2 separate regions of the Homo sapiens genome follow, and region 2 is linked to region 1. The links are chromatin loops, found by intact Hi-C in ENCODE. Cell type or tissue: K562. All regions are shown on one strand. Each heading gives the region's core, and the rest is flanking DNA. Links, peaks and the distances in the headings are about the cores only. Region 1 overlaps POLN (DNA polymerase nu). Region 2 overlaps NSD2 (nuclear receptor binding SET domain protein 2).

Region 1 (12,328 bases), core at 3,485-8,484:
TAAATCCTAAAGTGACTGCTTTTTAAGTTACTTTAAAATTTTGAATTGTGCCATACAAAAGTAAGGAGTTTGCCTTTAAATAAAACTATAGTCTTAGATCATATCACATTAAATATTATATGTTCAGGCATCTTTAAATTATACCAGTCTAAGAGATTTATATTTACCAAAGCAGCCAGTATTATGACTTTCTCATTTGATATCTAGGAAGGCTCTTACAGTAGCACATTTGGAGCTCTGGATAAGAGGAGCACATGTCTCCGTCAGCAGCACATGATTTTCTACAACACTGTCTGGTGATGCGGACTGACCCAATAGGACTGTTTCACTCCACTTCCCTTTTCAATGCTTTAATATTCCAAAAGTAATGGTTATCAACATATGTTTTTTAAAATCCTTGGGGAAGCTCTGACAGTATAAGAATGCTCTGGGAGATGGTCCCTATAATCTCTTGCAACTGACAAACTGAAGCCTGCCAGGACAAATCCCACACTAGGGAGAAAATGCCAGTAGCTGAAAAAGAAATGCTAACAAAATAAGATTTAAAACAAACTCAGAAAATTAAGAAAGAGTAAAACCTGTAAAAAAGTAAGTAAATCCGAATAATATACTTAGAAATTAGGTGACTTAGAAAAAGAAAAATTATACAAAGAAATGACAGAATCTAGGAGAGAAAATTTAAAAAAAGAAGACATTTCAGAAATAAAAACTAAACTGGCGCAAGACACAAAAGCAAATAAACATAATAGCTAACTACTTAAAGTAAAAAAAAAAAGAATTAAGGAAAGGGAATTTTTTGTTTGTTTGTTTTGTTTGTTTTTTTGAGATGGAGTCTTGCTCTGTTGCCCAAGCTGGAGAGCAATGGCATGATCTCGGCTCACTGCAACCTCTGCCTCTCAGGTTCAAGTGATTATCCTGCCTCAGCCTCCCGAGTAGCTGGGATTATAGGCACCCACCACCATGCCCAGCTAATTTTTGTTTTTTTTAGTAGAGATGGGGTTTCACCATGTTGGCCAGGCTGGTCTTAAACTCCTGACCTCAGTTGATCTGCCCACCTCAGCCTCCCAAAGTGCTGGGATTACAGGCGTAAGCCACTGTGCCCAGCCAAAAAAGACAGAATATTTTTTTAAATAAAAAAGAATCAAGTCCAACAGAACTTAAAAATAAAATAAAATAAAATTTTAAAAAATCTAAAAGAAATGACGAAACTGAAAATGGATTCTGGATAAAAAATGATAAATATGACAAAAAGATAAATATGAAAGACAGACAAGAAGATTCAACATATGAAATAGGAAATCAAAGGAAAGAAAACAAACGAACACAGCACTAAACACTGTAATTCAAGATGACTTTAGGCCGGGCATGGTGGCTCATGCCTGTAATCCTAGCACTTTGGGAGGCCGAAGCAGGCAGATCACGAGGTCAGGAGAGGCAGATCACGAGGTCAGGAGATTGAGCCCATCTTGGCTAACACGGTGAAACCCTGTCTCTACTAAAAATACAAAAAATTAGCTGGGTGTGGTGGTGGGCACCTGCAGTCCCAGCTACTGGGGAGGCTGAGGCAGGAGAATGGTGTGAACCCAGGAGGCGGAGCTTTCAGTGAGCTGAGATCACGCCACTGCACTCCAGCCTGGGCAACAGAGTGAGACTCCGTCTCAAAAAAAAAAAAAAAGATGACTTTAAACTACATAAAGACATATACATAATCAATACAGCGTAGTATCGACACAGAATAGACCTACAGATCAGTGGAACAGAATCAAGAGTCTAGAAATAAACCCATACATCAGTGGTTGATTGATTTTCAACAAAGGTACTAAGAATGGTGTTGGATACCAACAATGGGTGGAATTGTGGTCCTCAAAAGATAACTCCACCCAGAATCTCAGAATGGGAACTTATTTGAAATAAGGGCCTTTGCAGATACAATTATGGTAGGAATCTTGAGATGAGATCATCTTAAGTTAGGGTGAGCCCTAAATCCAATGATGGGTGTCCTTATGAGAGACAGAAAAGAAGGTGACATATAGAGACATGCAGAGGGAAAAGGCCACATGAGGATGGAAGCAGAGACTGGAGGGATGTGTCTACAAGTCAAGGAGTGAAAAGGACTTCCAGCCACCACCAGAAGCTGGGGGAGAGTCACAGAATGGATTTTCCCTCAGAGACTCCAGAAGGAACTGCCAACACCTTAATTTGGACTTCCAGCCCCCAGAACTGTAAGAAAATAAATTTTTGTTTTAAGCACTTAGTTTATGGTAATGTTACAGCAGACCTAGGAAACTAATACAGACCCCTACCTCACACCATATGCAAAAATTAACCAAAAATGGATCATAAGCCTAACCTCAGAGAGAATATGATTAAACTTGTATGAAAAAAAATGAGTAAATCTTTCTGACCTTGGATTAAACAATAGTTTCTTAGATTTGACACCAAAAACACAAATAACAAAAGAAAACACAAATAAATCGGATTTCCTTAAAAAAAAAAAAGTGTGCTTCAAAGGACATCAAGAAACTAAAAAGACAAGTCACAGATTGGGAGAAAGTATTTGCAAATTGTATATCTGACAATAAACTCATATTAGAATATATAAATAATTCTTACAAATAAACAATAAAAAGACAATGCAATTTTAAAATGGGCAAAATATTTGAACAGACATTTCCCCAAAAAAAGATATAAAAGTGGCCAATAAGCACATGAGAAGATGTCCAATATCATTAGGCATCAGTATAATACAAACCAAAACCATAAGGATGTAACACTTCACATCCACTTGGATGACTAAAATAAAGATACACAAGAACACGTATTGGGCAAGGATGTGGGGAAGTTACAGTGCTATATACAGTGCTGGTTAAAATGGTGCAGCCTTGTTGGAAACAAGTTTGGCAGTTCCTCAGAATGTTAAATACAGAGTACCACATGACCCAGCAATTCTACTTCTTCTAGATATACACGCAAGCAAGTTGAAAATATGTCCACGCAAAGACCTTTACACCAAAGTTCATAGAAGCATTAATCATAACAGCTAAAAGTGAAAACAACTCAAATGTTCATCAACTGATGAATGAACAAAATATGAATATTATTCAGCCATAAAAAGGAATAAAGTACTGATACATGCCACAACTTGAATGAACCTTTAAAACACTAGGTTAAAAACCAACAACAACAAAAAGCTACATCAGGCTAAATGAAATAAGCTAGTGACAAAAGGTTGCATATTGTGCAATTCTATTCATGTTAAATATTCAGAATACACAACTCCAGAGACAAAAAACCACAGATTAGTGCTTGCCAGAGTCTGAGAAAGGGGGGATGGGGAGTGGCTGCTAAGGAGTACAGGGTTTTTTTTTGGGGTGACAAAAATGTTCTGATATTATGTAGTGGTGATAGATGCACAATTCTGTGATTACTTGAAAAACCCCTGAATTGTACAGTTAAAGAGTGAATTTTATGGTATGAAATTATATCTTAATAAAACCGCTATTTTTTAAAGCTATACCAGAAAGCTATTTACAAGGTGTTCTTTTTTTCTTTTTTTTTTTGAGACAGAGTCTTGCGAGATCTCTGCTCACTGCAATCTCTGCCTGCCAGGTTCAGGTGATTCTTCTGCCTCAGCCTCCTGAGTAGCTGGAACTACAGGCGCACGCCATCATGCCCGGCTAATTTTCATATTTTTAGTAGAGATGGAGTTTCACCATGTTGGCCAGGCTGGTCTTGAACTCCTGACCTCAGGTGATCCACTCGTCTCCGCCTCCCAAAGTGCTGGGATTACAGACGTGAGCCACCGTGCCCAGCCAAAGTTTTTTTTTTTTTTTTAAGGGTACATACATATCTTGCAAAATTGACCCAAAACAGCCAACACCAAGACACAGTCTAGTAAAACACTAGACTTTAAAAAAAAAAAGGAAAACAAAACAAACAAAAACCTTTGGACATTCAGACAAAAAGACCAAGTCACTAATTAGGGAAAGAGAATCAGATTTTCACCACACTTTCTGAAAGCACCACTTTATGCCAAAAAACAATAGTATAGCATATTTTAGAAATACAAAGAAAGATGTAAACCAGTGATCTTATATACAGCCAAACTGACCTCCAAGTACAAAGGATTCTTCAGTATGTTTTAAAGGAGATCAATAAGGTTAAGTAAAAACCCTGTCATCCTGAACATGAATTAGAAATATCAGTATGAACTCACAGTATATTTTATCTTAAAAAAAAATACAAACATCTTAGCCTGGTAACAAAAGTCAACCTAATAGTGAGGTACATATCCAGTGACCAGATTCTGGTCTCTAAATGCCATTTTCACTAATGTAACAGGGCTCCTTGAAGAAATGGCTAATTTCAGGTCTAGAGCAGGAAATGCACAAGATGACCTGGAAACATCCTACCATACCACAAATCAAAGAAGATGCCCAGATTACTAGGTTTGTATGACAAAGGCTCACCTAACTCATCAAAGATCATGTGCAATGTGTCAAAACATATCAAATATATTTAAATCCATATGCTCATAATGATACTAAAATGAAAAAGGCTTTTTTTGATCACCTTTTGGTGATTCTATGAAACAATTCATTATTTTGAAAACGGGTAAATAAAGGAAAATAATCAAATTTTATCTTGGCTTTTCTATATGAAGTGTACTTAGGGTAACCAAATAGATGATAAAAGGGGATTTCTCTTTATGTAAGTGTTATAGCTAATAAATGAAGAAAGCATAATAGATCTTAAATATCACCATGTTGCAATTAAGGAACCTAGACAATGACAAGCAGTAGCTTCTAACATCACAAAAAAAGATAAACATCCAAACATTATATACCTCCTGACAAACGTATACAACACTTATGTAGTCTTTCTCTCCCAAATCTAACCTGAATCTGATCAGGCATCTGGATCTAATTGCCAATTTACAGGAAATAGAAGAGAGATAACATATTAAATGAGAAGAAAGAGATGTGCTCAGTAAAATCCAGACTGTGAGAAATTCTACAGGACAAACAATCTGGTTTCTTGAACACCAAAACAACTGCAAGAGTGTAAGACAGAGGAAGGGAGAACATATAGATGAAAAGAGGCTTAACAAATACAAGCACACCTGGCTGGGCGCGGTGGCCCATGCCTGTAATCCCAGCACTTTGGGAGGCCGAGGCAGGCAGATTACTTGAGGTCAGGAGTTCGAGACCAGCCTGGCCAACATGGTGAAACCCCTCTCTACCAAAAATATAAAAAATTAGCCAGGCATGGTGGCACGTGCCTGTAATCCCAGCTACTCAAGAGGCTGAGTCAGGAGAATTGCTTGAACCCAGGAGGCAGAGGTTGCAGTGAGCCAAGATTGCACCATTGCACTCTAGCCTGAGTGACAGAGCGAGACTCCATCTCAAAAACAAACAAATAAACAAAAAGAAATACAAGTTACGGGCTTTGGGCCCCAGTTAAAACAAACTGTAAAAAAACAAAACAAATAAACAAAAACAGTTATAGAACAACTAGGGAAGTGCAAACACTGACTAGACAGCTAATAATAAAAAGAGATTATTGGTAATAGAGTGATGTTACCAAAATGGTAGAACACAAGAAAGCCGGCTTCACTCTCCTTCACAGAAAAAGCAAAAACCAATATACAGCACCAAGATTATCACCAGCAATATCCCAGAACCCAAATATAAGGATGACACAGTTTCCAAGGCCACACAGAAGTGAAAAAACTCCATGCAGACAGTAAGAGAATCAGACTTTATGTCCCTTCCCCAATCTGCCAGTCACCAAACATGTAGAAAAACTTCTCCCAATTCAGTTACTAAACTGAAAAAAGTGAGACTGAGGTGGACAATCAACTTTCCCATCATCTTGGGCCCCCTGGCAGGAGACCCGTCCCTGCCACAATCCACAGGAAGCATCATGAGTGTCTGAAGGGAGAAATATCCCTGAGGACAGCCAGAAATGGGCAGTGGTAGAGACTAGCAGACACTCGGCTCTGTACCATAGACAGAGGAGACACCAAATCAGAAAGGCTGGTCAGTAGGACCATGTTGTAGGAGGTACATCCTACAGGTCCCCTGGGCATGAACTCCCGGCTAGCCTTCCCATACTGCGAGGTATTCCCTTAGGGACTTTCCTCATCAGGGATGGGGAGCGCTCTGAAGTTTGCTAGAGCCGAGGCACACCTGGGCTTAAGGTGCCACCTAGTGCTGAAAAGGAAGCAAGGACCTAGCAAAAACAAAAAGATATTTAACAGGTATATTGACCAAAAATCTCTGAGCAAACATACCTAATAAAAAACCAAAACAAACCAGACAGAGAAGATTGGAACAAAAAAACGAATCCTTCAATGCAAAGAAATAGACGTACATTCACAAGAAATAATAGCAAGTGGGGAACCATGACATTCTCAAACCAGACAAAGCAAGGAGCCAGTGACTGACCTTAACAGGATGGCGACAGTGAAGCTCTTTGATCAAGAATTCAAAATTGCAGTTTTAAGGAAACTCAGTGATCTCTAAAATAACACAGAAAAACCCAGAAATTAATCAGAAAAATTTAACAGAGGTTGACTTAATTTAAAAAATCAAACAGAAATCCTGGAACTGAGAAATATATTTGCTGAACTGAAAAATTCAATAGAGGCTCTCAACAGCAGAATGGATCAAGCAGAGAAAACAATCAGTGGGTCTGAAGATAGACTACTGGAAAAGACACAGAGGAGTAAAAAGAAAAGAGAGAAGAGAAAAGAAGGACACCTATAAGATATAGAAAATTGCCTCAAAAGAGCAAATCTAAGAATTAGTGGTGTTCAAGATGAAGCAGAGCAAGAGCAAGGAATAGAAAGCTTATTCAAAAAATAATAACAGAAAACTTCCCAAATTTTTTGTTTGTTTGTTTTGTTTGTTTGTTTGTTTAGATGGAGTCTTGCTCTGTTGCTCAGGCGGAAGTGCAATGGTTTGATCTTGGCTCATTGCAACCTCTGCCTCTTGGGTTAAAGTGATTCTCCTGTCTCAGCCTCCCGAGTATCTGGGATTACAGGTATGTGCCACCATGCCCGGCTCACTTTTGAATTTTTAGTAGAGACAGGGTTTCACCATGTTGGCCAGGCTGGTCTCGAACTCCTGACCTCAAGTGATCCACCCGCCTCAGTCTCCCAAAGTGCTGGGATTACAGGCATGAGCCACTGCGCCTGGCCCAAATCTTGAGAAAGATATAAATATCCAGGTAGAGGAAGGCCAGAGATCAAACAGATTAAACCCAAATAAAACTACCCTATAATCACCCAAATATAACTACCCTATATTACACTACACATATAATAAACAAGCCCCCAAAGGTCAAGGACAAAGAAAGGACCCCAAAAACAGCAAGAGAAAAGAACAAATAACATATAAAGGAGCTCCAATTCATCTGGCAACAGGTTTCTCAACAGAAGGAGGGAGTGGGATAACCTATTCAAAGTGCTGAAAGAAAAGACAACTGCCAGGCTTGGTGGCTGACACCTGTAATCCCAACACTTTGGGAGCCCAAGGCAGGAGGATTGCTTCAGGCTAGGAGTTCAACAGCAGCCAGGACAACATAGTGAGACCCCTGTCTCTACAAAATAAAAATAAAAAAATTATCTGGGTGTGGTAGAACACACCTATAGTCCCGACTACTTGGAAGGCTGATGCAGGAGGATCACTTCAGCCCAGGAATTTGAGGTTACAGTGAGCTATGATCACACCACTGCATTCCAGCCTGGGTGACAGAGTGAGACCCCATCTCCCTGCCAACCCCTCCCCAATAAAAAGGAAAACAAAACAAAAGACAACTGTCACCCAAGAATTCTGTGCCCAGCAAAGCTATCCTTCACACGTGAAAAAGAGATAAAGCCCCAGACAAACAAAAACTGAGGAAATTCATCACCACCAGACCCATCTTCCAAGATATGCTAAAAGGAGTTCTTCAATCTGAAAGAAAAAAACACGGGCCGGGCGCAGTGGCTCACGCCTGTAATCCCAGCACTTTGGGAGGCCGAGGTGGGCAGATCACGAGGTCAGGAGATCAAGACCATCCTGGCTAACACAGTGAAACCCCATCTCTACTAAAAATACAAAAAAATTAGCCGGGCCTGGTGGCGGGCGCCTGTAGTCCCAGCTACTCGGGAGGCTGAGGCAGGAGAATGGCGTGAACCTGGGAGGCGGAGCTTGCAGTGAGCCGAGATTGCGCCACTGCACTCCAGCCTGGGCAACAGAAGGAGACTCCATCTCAAAAAAAACAAAAAACAAAAAAACAAAACAAAACAAAAAAAAACCACGAACATACAAAAAGAAAACATTTGAAGGATTGAAACCCACTGGTAAAAGTAAATACACAGACAAACTCAGCATACTCTAACACTGAAATTGTGGTATGCAATCCACCATAACTCCAGTGTGAAGATTAAAAGATAAATCTATAAAAAACAGTAATAGCTATGGTAACGTGTTAAGAGATGGGCCATATAAAAACACATAAATCGAGGCAACAAAAAGTCAAAATGTGTGTAGGGGGTGGAATTAAAGTGTAAAGATTTTTTAGTTTTTCCTTTATTTGTTTGTTTCTATTCTTTTCTTTGTAAATAAAGATAAGTTGTCATCTGTTTAAAACAACTTGTTATAACTATAAGATTTTTTTTGTAAGGCTCCTTTTTATTTTTAGTGTATTTATTACTGGTTTTTGTAACCACAAAGCAAAAACCTATAATAAATACACACACACACAAAAAGCTACAAATTAAAAGATACTACCAGAGAAAATCACTTAACCACAAGTAACAAAATGGTAGTAATAAGTCCTCACCTACCAATAACATTGAATGTAAATGGACTAAATTCTTCAATTAAAAGACATAGAATAGCTGAATGGATAAGGAAATAAGACACAACTATTTCCTGCTTACTAGAAACCCACTTTACTTATACAGACTTACATAGAATAAAAGTGAGGAAATGCAAGAATTAATATTGTTAAAATATCAATGTTACCGGCCAGGCACAGTGGCTCACGCCTGTAATCCCAGCACTTTGGGAGGCTGAGGTGGGTGGATCACGAGGTCAGGAGAACGAGACCATCCTGGCTAACATGGTGAAACCCCGTCTCTACCAAAAATACAAAAAATTAGCCAGGCATGGTGGCGGGCGCCTGTAGTCCCAGCTACTTGGGAGGCTGAGGCAGGAGAATGGCGTGAACCCAGGAGGCAGAGCTTGCAGTAAGCCAAGATTGTGCCACTGCACTCCAGCCTGGGCGACAGAGAGAGACTCCATCTCAAACAAAAAAAAAAGAAAAAAAATCAATGTTACATGAAGCAATCAAAGAGTCAATGCAATCTCTATCAAAATACCAACCAATGACATTCTTCACAGAAATAGGACAAAAAGGCCAGGCGCGGTGGCTCACGCCTGTAATCCCAGCACTTTAGGAGACCAAGGCGGGTGGATCACGAGGTCAGGAGATCAAGACCATCCTGGCCAACATGGTGAAACCCCGTCTCTACTAAAAATACAAAAATTAGGTGTGGTGGCGAGTGCCTATAGTCCCAGCTACTTCAGAGTCTGAGGCACAAGAATCACTTGAACCCAGGAGGTAGAGGTTGCAGTGAGCTGAGATCACGCCACTGCAATCCAGCCTGGCAACAGAGCAAGACTCCATCTCAAAAAAAAAAAAAAAAAAAGAAATAGGACAAAAATGCCTAAAATCTGTATGGAACCAAACACCCTGAATAGCCAAAGCAATCATGAGCAAAAACAACAAAGCTGGAGGAATCACCCACACTACCTGACTTCAAATTATACTACAAAGCTATAGTAACCAAGACAGCATGGTACTGACATAAAACCGACACGCAGACCAATGGAACAGAATAGAGACCCCAGAAATAAATCAACACATTTACAGCCAATTCATTTTTGACAGGCTCCAAGAATATATATTGGGGAAAAGTGCTGGGAAAATCACATGCAGAAGAATGAAACTAGACTCCTATCTCTCACCATATACAAAAATCAAATCAAAATGGATTAAGGACTTAAATCTAAGACCTGAAACTATGAAACATCTGGAAGAAAACATTGGGAAAATGCTCCAGTGCATTTGTCTGGGCAATGATTTTTTTTTTTTTACTACAACTTCAAAAGTATAGGCAACAAAAGCAAAAACAGACAAATGAAATTACATCAAGCAAAAGCTGTACAGCAAAGGAAACAATAGAGTGAACAGACAACTCACAGAATGGAAGAAAATATTTGCAAACTATCCATCTGATAGTGGATTAACAACCAGGATATAAAAGGAACTCAAACAGCTCAATAGGGGGAAAACATGATTTAAAAATAGGCAAATGATTTGAATAGACATTTCTGAAAAGAAGATATACAAAAGGCCAACAAGAATATTTAAAAATGTTCAACATCACTAATCATAAGAAAAATGCAAGGAAAATCACAATGAGATATCATCTCACCCCAATTTAAAACGACTTTCATCAAAAAGATAGGGAATAACAGATACTGGTGAGGATATGGAGAAAGGGGAACCCTCATACACTATTGGTAGGAAAGTAAATTAGTACAGCCACTATGGAAAACAGTACGTAGGTTCCTCAAAAAACGAAATAGAACTACCATATGATCCAGCAATCCCACTCCTGGGTATATATTCAAAAGAATCAACATATCAGAGCGATATCTGCATTCCCATGTTACTGCAGTACTATTCACAATAGCCAAAATAAGGAATTAACCTGAGTGTCCATCAACAGATAAATAAAGAAAATGTGGTATTACTATTCAGCCATAAAAAAGAATGAAATCCTGTCATTTGCAGCAACATGGATGGAGCTGGAGATCACCATGTTAAGTGAAATAAGCCAAGCACAGAAAGATAAATATCGCTCATATGTAGGAGCTGAGAAAGCAGATCTCATGAAGGTAGAGTAGATTGGTGGTTACCAGAGGTCAGGAAGGGTAAGGGGGCGGTGGGTGGGATTAAGAGTAGTTGATTAACGGTTACAAATACATAGTTAGGCAGAAGAAAGAAGACCTGGTGTTCAGTAAATCAGTAGAGTGACTATAGTAAACAATAATCTATTGTATATTTCAAAATAGCTAGTAAAGGAAAATTCAAATATTCCCAGTATAAAGAAAAGATAAATGTTTAAGGTGATAGATATCCCATTTACCCGGATTTGATTATTACACATTATATGAATGTATCAAAATATCACAAGTTCCCCCAAAATATGTATATCTATTATGATTCAGTAAAATTTTTAGAAGGAAAAAAAAGAATAAAAGATTATTGGTTATTTTGCTTGGGGGTGGGGAGAGATGATGGTGTTGTCTTAAAAACAGAATCTCACATTTTAGTCATACAATTGAAATATTTAGAGATGAATCACATGATGTTTGGGTTTTGCTACAAAGGATCCAGGAAGTGGCAGTTTGGAAGTATGGGGAGTTATAGAGCAAAAGATTGGCTGGAGCCAGGCGCAGTGGGTCACTTTGGGAGGCCGAGGCGGGGAGATCACAAGGTCAGGAGTTCAAGACTAGCCTGGCCAGCATGGTGAAACCCCATCTCTACTAAAAATACAAAAATTAGCCACTCATGGTGGCGCACACCTGTAGTCCCACCTACTCGGGAGGCTGAGGCAGGAGAGAATCACTTGAACCAGGGAGATAGAGGTTGCAGTGAGCCAAGATCATGCAACTGCACTCTAGCCTGGGCGACAGAGCGAGACTCCATCTCAAAAAAAAAAAAAAAAAAAAATTGGCTGGAAATTGATAATTGTTGAAACTGGGTGATGCCTACTTTTGTATATGTTAGAAATTTTTGACAATAAAAAGGGCTTTTTCCAACATTTATTATGAACATTTTCAAATATATAATTTGAAAAGAATCATACAGTGAACACACATGTCCACCACCTAGATTCTACAATGAATATTTTTGCTATATTTGTTTTACCACTTAGCTGTCCATCTAGTTTTTTTATTTCTCCTGAGACGGAATCTCACTCTGTCCCCCAGGCTGGAGTGCGGTGGCTCACTGCAACCTCCACCTCCTGGGCTCAAGCAATTCTCCTGCCTCAGCCTCTTGAGTAGCTAGGATTACAGGCATGAGCCACCAAGCCTGGCTAATTTTTGTATTTTTAGTAGAGACAGGGTTTCACCATGTTGCCCAGGCTGGTCTTGAACTCCTGACCTCGTGATCCGCCTGCCTCAGCCTCCCAAAGTGCTGGGATTACAGGTGTGACCCACTGTGCCCGGCCATGTCCATCCAGTTTTCAAAAAGTTATTAA
Region 2 (5,000 bases), core at 1-5,000, 280 kb before region 1:
TGGCCTCCCAATGGGATTACAGGCATGAGTCACTGTGCCTAGCCTCCATCTCTTTTGTTGCATGATGGCTGGTAGCTTTCGTGGCACTGTTACCCCCAAATACGTCAGAACAAGGACAGTTTCCTTATTGACTCAGCACCAGCCGCATTTCGGGAAACATCACATCAGTAACAAGATCTGTTGCTGTGCTAAGAGCAGGTGTAGGGCGTGTCCCCAGCAGGCCCCTACCTGTCTTTTTCTGTACTTCAGGGTTGAGATGCATACTCGGCATCTGGTGGTTGTGCCTCTTTAGCTTCTGCTAGTCTAGAACAGCACTCCCAATCCCCAATTCCTCATGACTGCTTTAGCTTTCTCATGATCAGACCTAGGTCAGAAAGGCCAGGTTGGATCTCACAGTTGGAACCTTGAAAGGTAGCTTTGGCCCTTTACTAAAGATCTGTGTACAGAAGAAGGGAGTGTCCTGCACCAGCATAGGCTGGGCAGTGGCCTGCCTCACCTCAGCAGTCGGCTTCTCTAGGAATTATTGTGGGATGTAGAGTAGGAGGCACAAGCAAACCTACTTCAGAAGACTGATAATATACTTTTTTGTGTGTGTGAAGGCATTAGAGTATAAAAGATACTGTACATTTGAAAAGCAGTTCAGAAGGAGTCAAGCCTGGGTAGATAACCCTCCAACTGAAAGGAGATTCAGATAATCTTAAAAGAAAAGGGGTCAAAGGAAGTGAGCAGAACAAAGAGAAGTGAGGGAAGGACAGAGTGCTAGTCAGACCACATCAGGAGGAGCTTATGTGTCAGCTGACCCACCCCTGGTAGGCGATGACCACCAGAGCTCTCTGTGGAAAGGCACAGGTCCCCATTGTCACTAATGAGGGACCTGTGGGCTGTGCTTGTAGTCTGTCCCAACAGTGTAGCTTTTGTTGTTGTTGTTTTGAGATAGGGTCTTGGCTCTGTTGCTCTGTCCAGGCTAGAGTACAGTGGCACAATCATAGCTCACTCCAGGCTCAAACTCCTGGGCTCAGGTCATCTTCTTCCTGCCTTGGCCTCCCAAATTGTTGGGATTACAAGTGTGAGCCACCATACCTGTCCCCAGCAGCCACGGCTTTAGCAGTCCTTGATGATTCATCATGGACTTGTTAAATGGTAACTGGCTATTATTGCACTTTCTACATTTTAGTTGTCATTTTTCTATGAAAATGAGCTCCTCCCTAAAAAAAAAAGAGTTATATATTTTAGTTCTTATTTTCTTAAATCCTCACATTGTCCCAAATTTGACCAGTGGGAGTTCTATTAAGTTCCTTTAAGTTGTATGCCTTTGACATGTCCCCGTCAGCCCTTGAGCACCTCTTTACGTTCTGGTACAACAAGATGTTCCAGGCTCATCTTGTACTGTTTTTCCCACCACCCCCCCCAACCCTAGCATCAGCCGTTTCTCAGAGAAGGCCTAGGTTCTTTGAGTACAGAATAGTATGTAGGAGCCCAGGTCTGGTCGCTGGTTGTGTTCATTGCTCTGGGAGACAGAGTTTGCAAGGGAAACTCTGTGCAGTAGGTCTCCAAGCAGTGCTGAGCCCTTGCTCCAAGTGGAGCTCTTGGGTCCATTTTTGATTCTCCAACACTTGGCCTGCAGCACCCCATGATGAGAATGAGACAGTGAGTGGTGAGTGTCGTTGTTTTGGAAGGACAGGGATGTGAAGAAGAGATAGCTCCTGCCGTGGAGTGGGCTGAGCATGGGTCCTGTGAAGCCAGTACTTTTATATTTTTCTATCCTCTATTCCTATCCTTTTTTTTTTTCTTTTCCTGGAGATGGAGTCTTGCTCACTCGTCCAGGCTGGAGTACAGTGGTATGATCTCGGCTCACTGCAACCTCCATTTCCCAGGTTCAAGCGATTCTCCTGTCTCAGCCTCCCGAGTAGCTGGGATTACAGGTGCACACCACTATGCCCAGCTAATTTTTGTATTTTTAGTAGAGCTGGGGTTTCACCATGTTGGCCAGGCTGGTCTCAACCTCCTGACCTTGTGATCCGCCCAACTCGGCCTCCCAAAGTGCTGTGATTACAGGCGTGAGTCACCGCGCCCGGCACCCGTTAAAAAAAAAAAAAATTATTTATCATGCTTGGGATTTATGGACCAGTTTGAATCCGTGTATCTTAGTAATATACTTAAATTTTGAAAACTGAGGTATAATATACATGCAAAAGTGAACATAACTCATAAGCTACAGCTCAATCTAGATTCTTTTGGAAATCAAAATTTCCTTTGGAAATCTTAAGTTAATGAAAGTCTTAATAGCATTGTTGTAATTTACAGCAGCAGAACCTGTGTTAGCTAGTATCTACCAGGGCACCTAGGTGGACTAGCAGCTTTTAGGCTCAACCTTTTTTTTTTTCGAGACAGTCTTTCTCTGTCACCCAGGCTGGAGTGCAGTGTCACAATCTCGGCTCACTGCAACCTCTGTCTCCCAGGTTCAAGTGATTCTCCTGCCGCAGCCTCCCGAGTAGCTGGCACTACAGGCATGTGTCACCACACCCGACTAATTTTGTATTTTTGCTAGAGATGGGGTTTCACCATATTGGCCAGGCTGGTCAAGGCTCAACCTTTTAAGTTGGAAACAGAAGATAACTATATGTTTTAGATATTACACTCACTGGTCTCTTTAGGTAACTGTGGTCTGGAATCAAGTAATTTTCTGTTGTGGAGATTTTTGTTGTCACCTTTTCTGTGTTATGGAAGGGAATGTTAGGAATTAACCCTCCTTGCTTTATATAGGAAAAAAAATGCTTCTGGCATTTTCTAAAAATATTGCAGGTAATCTGGCTTTCTCGTGTCTTGTGCTGTTTGATGGTATTATCTTCCTACTGATTTGTTTCTTGCTTGTTCTATTACTTGCTGAGAGATGTGTTAAAATCTCCCATGGGATTGTGGATTTGCTGTTTTTCTACTTGTAGTTCTGGCAGTTTCTGCTTTACCTATTTTGGGGCTCTGGTGCCCTCCAGAGACTGAACTGGGAAACTCAGGCATGGTCATGCTTGTCCTTTGTTTCCCAGGGAGCTCTGTGGTCTCATGTCGTTGTGACTTTGCTCCTGTGCTCCATTCTTGGCTTCCGCAGACACCTGGCCTTGTCTGCATCTTTATGGCTTCTCTTCCCTCCCTGGAGCTTTATCTCTGAGGCAGCCTTGTCTCTTGGTGGGGTTCATTTTGCATGCATGGAACTTAACAGGCTCCACAAAATCTGGAGAGAAACTCTGGCTTAGTTGAGCCCAGAGAGTCACAAACTACCTGTAGTCTAATGGGCTGTGATGGGGAAAAAAGGAACACAGTACAAAATTAGGTACCAGGACTGTTAGTAGAAGCCAGGTTCTCTTCGAAGGGGATGTAGGTGGGGAGGTCAGTGACTTGCATTTTTATACAGATGGTGATTAATGAACATCAGAAATTGCATAGGAAGAGGGCCAGGTGCAGTGGCTCATGCCTATAATCCCAGCACTTTGGGAGGCCAAGGCAGGTGGGTGACTTGAGGTCAGGAGTTCGAGACCAGCCTGGCCAACGTGATGAAACCCTGTTTCTGCTAACAGTACAAAAATTAGCTGGGTGTGGTCCCAGGCGCCTGTAATCCCAGCTCCTGGGAAGGCTGAGGCATGAGAATCGCTTGAGCCCAGGAGACAGAGGTTGCAGTGACCCGAGATCGCAGTACTGCACTCCAGCCTGGGCGACAGAGCGAGACGCCATCTCAAAAAAAAAAAAAAAAAAAAGAAAAAAAAAAAGAAAGAAAGAAATTGCATAGGAAGGGAGGATTACTAATAACATAGTACTGGGACAACTGGTTAATTATTGGTAAAATAAAAACAGTGAGATATTCACCTCTCAACTTGGACCAAAGGATAGTTCCTATGGATTAAAGAAACCCATAAAAATAGTAGAAAATTCGGTTATGTTATCCGGTTTCTAGATGGGAAAGAACTTCAGAATGTTACACTCATTTATTTTACAAACTTGGGATCAGATTACAATAATCTCTTCTGCTTTTTTTCCCACCTGACATGTAAGGAGCATTTATCTGTGTCATTATTTATAAACATGGTTTAATTTTATATTGTGTGTGCTGTTACAGGTTTTCTTTATTATAAAAATGCTATAACATACCTGTATTCATTTTCATTACTAAGAAAAGTTCTTACAAAGTTTTAAAGTAATGGAAGAAGTCACAAATCCCTTGACATATCCTTGAATCTTAGGTATTTTCAAATCAAAGAAGTTTGAACACTTAAAAACAAGTCAAATTGTACTGAAAGATTAATAGTGAAAAATCATCCCCTGCCTTCCTCTCTCCTCCCCAGAGGTAATTATTTTTATCTCTTTCATCATTTTCTTCTACTTCTAATACTTTGATTTCTCATGTAGACATTTTCTGTTAACTTTCTATCATGGAAAATGAAGATTGAACTCTTCAGCCATTTTCTATTTCTTTCCCCCCATTCTCCCCATATAATTAAGTCACTATTTGTAATAAATGAAAAATAAGTGTTTACATAATTTTGACTATGTAAATATCATTCAGTGAAAAACCAAGTTATGTTCTGTAATTGCATTTTCTTGTAAAACCTTTTGTTTCCCTTGGAATTAATTACTGCCTTTCTTTTGAAATCATACACTATGTTGTCCATACAGCCTTAATTTTTTTCAAGTATTCATCTCCTCATCCTTAAAACTCATCCTTATTATGAAGTTAGTTTCTCCTATTTATATATTTATATAGTTATTTTTTCTCCTTAAAAAAAAATGAAAACCTGGGTTTGAGTCCCATCTTCCCTTTCTGCTTCTTGGAACTCATCTTTTAACCCTCCTTCCTTACTACTTAGATTTTCTTTCTTTGTAAAAAAGTTGTTTTCTCTCATCTTTTCTTCCCTTGGAGCTCTCTCCTAGAATCTTCCTTTTTCCTGCTTGATTCTGGTTTGCTAGCACTCTTAACCTTTTGCACTGCAGTAAGCTTAGACTTTCTTTAAGCT

The links. Hi-C counts contacts between places; a loop is a spot of excess contacts. Peaks named below come from ENCODE experiments on the same cell type or tissue, not always from the same donor. Only the 100,000 strongest peaks of a DNase experiment are listed, where the experiment ranks them.
Region 2: a loop joins it to region 1, with 4 times the contacts of the local background. A loop is called at or near these places in 17 of 110 quality-filtered maps.

What each region holds. Positions count from the first base shown.
Region 1 is chr4:2,180,340-2,192,667 of GRCh38, forward strand. The region is part of intron 7 of POLN (DNA polymerase nu); the gene reads right to left. Among named protein-coding and RNA genes, the nearest start is that of HAUS3, 56 kb to the right of the region's middle. RefSeq lists a silencer at 6,092-6,264. In K562, for the core only: a CTCF peak has its summit at 6,207 (motif pointing left); no DNase peak of the experiment used is centred there.
Region 2 is chr4:1,907,862-1,912,861 of GRCh38, forward strand. All of the region lies in intron 3 of NSD2 (nuclear receptor binding SET domain protein 2), which reads left to right. Among named protein-coding and RNA genes, the nearest start is that of NSD2, 39 kb to the left of the region's middle. In K562, for the core only: a CTCF peak has its summit at 2,988; a DNase peak (open chromatin) is centred at 3,000.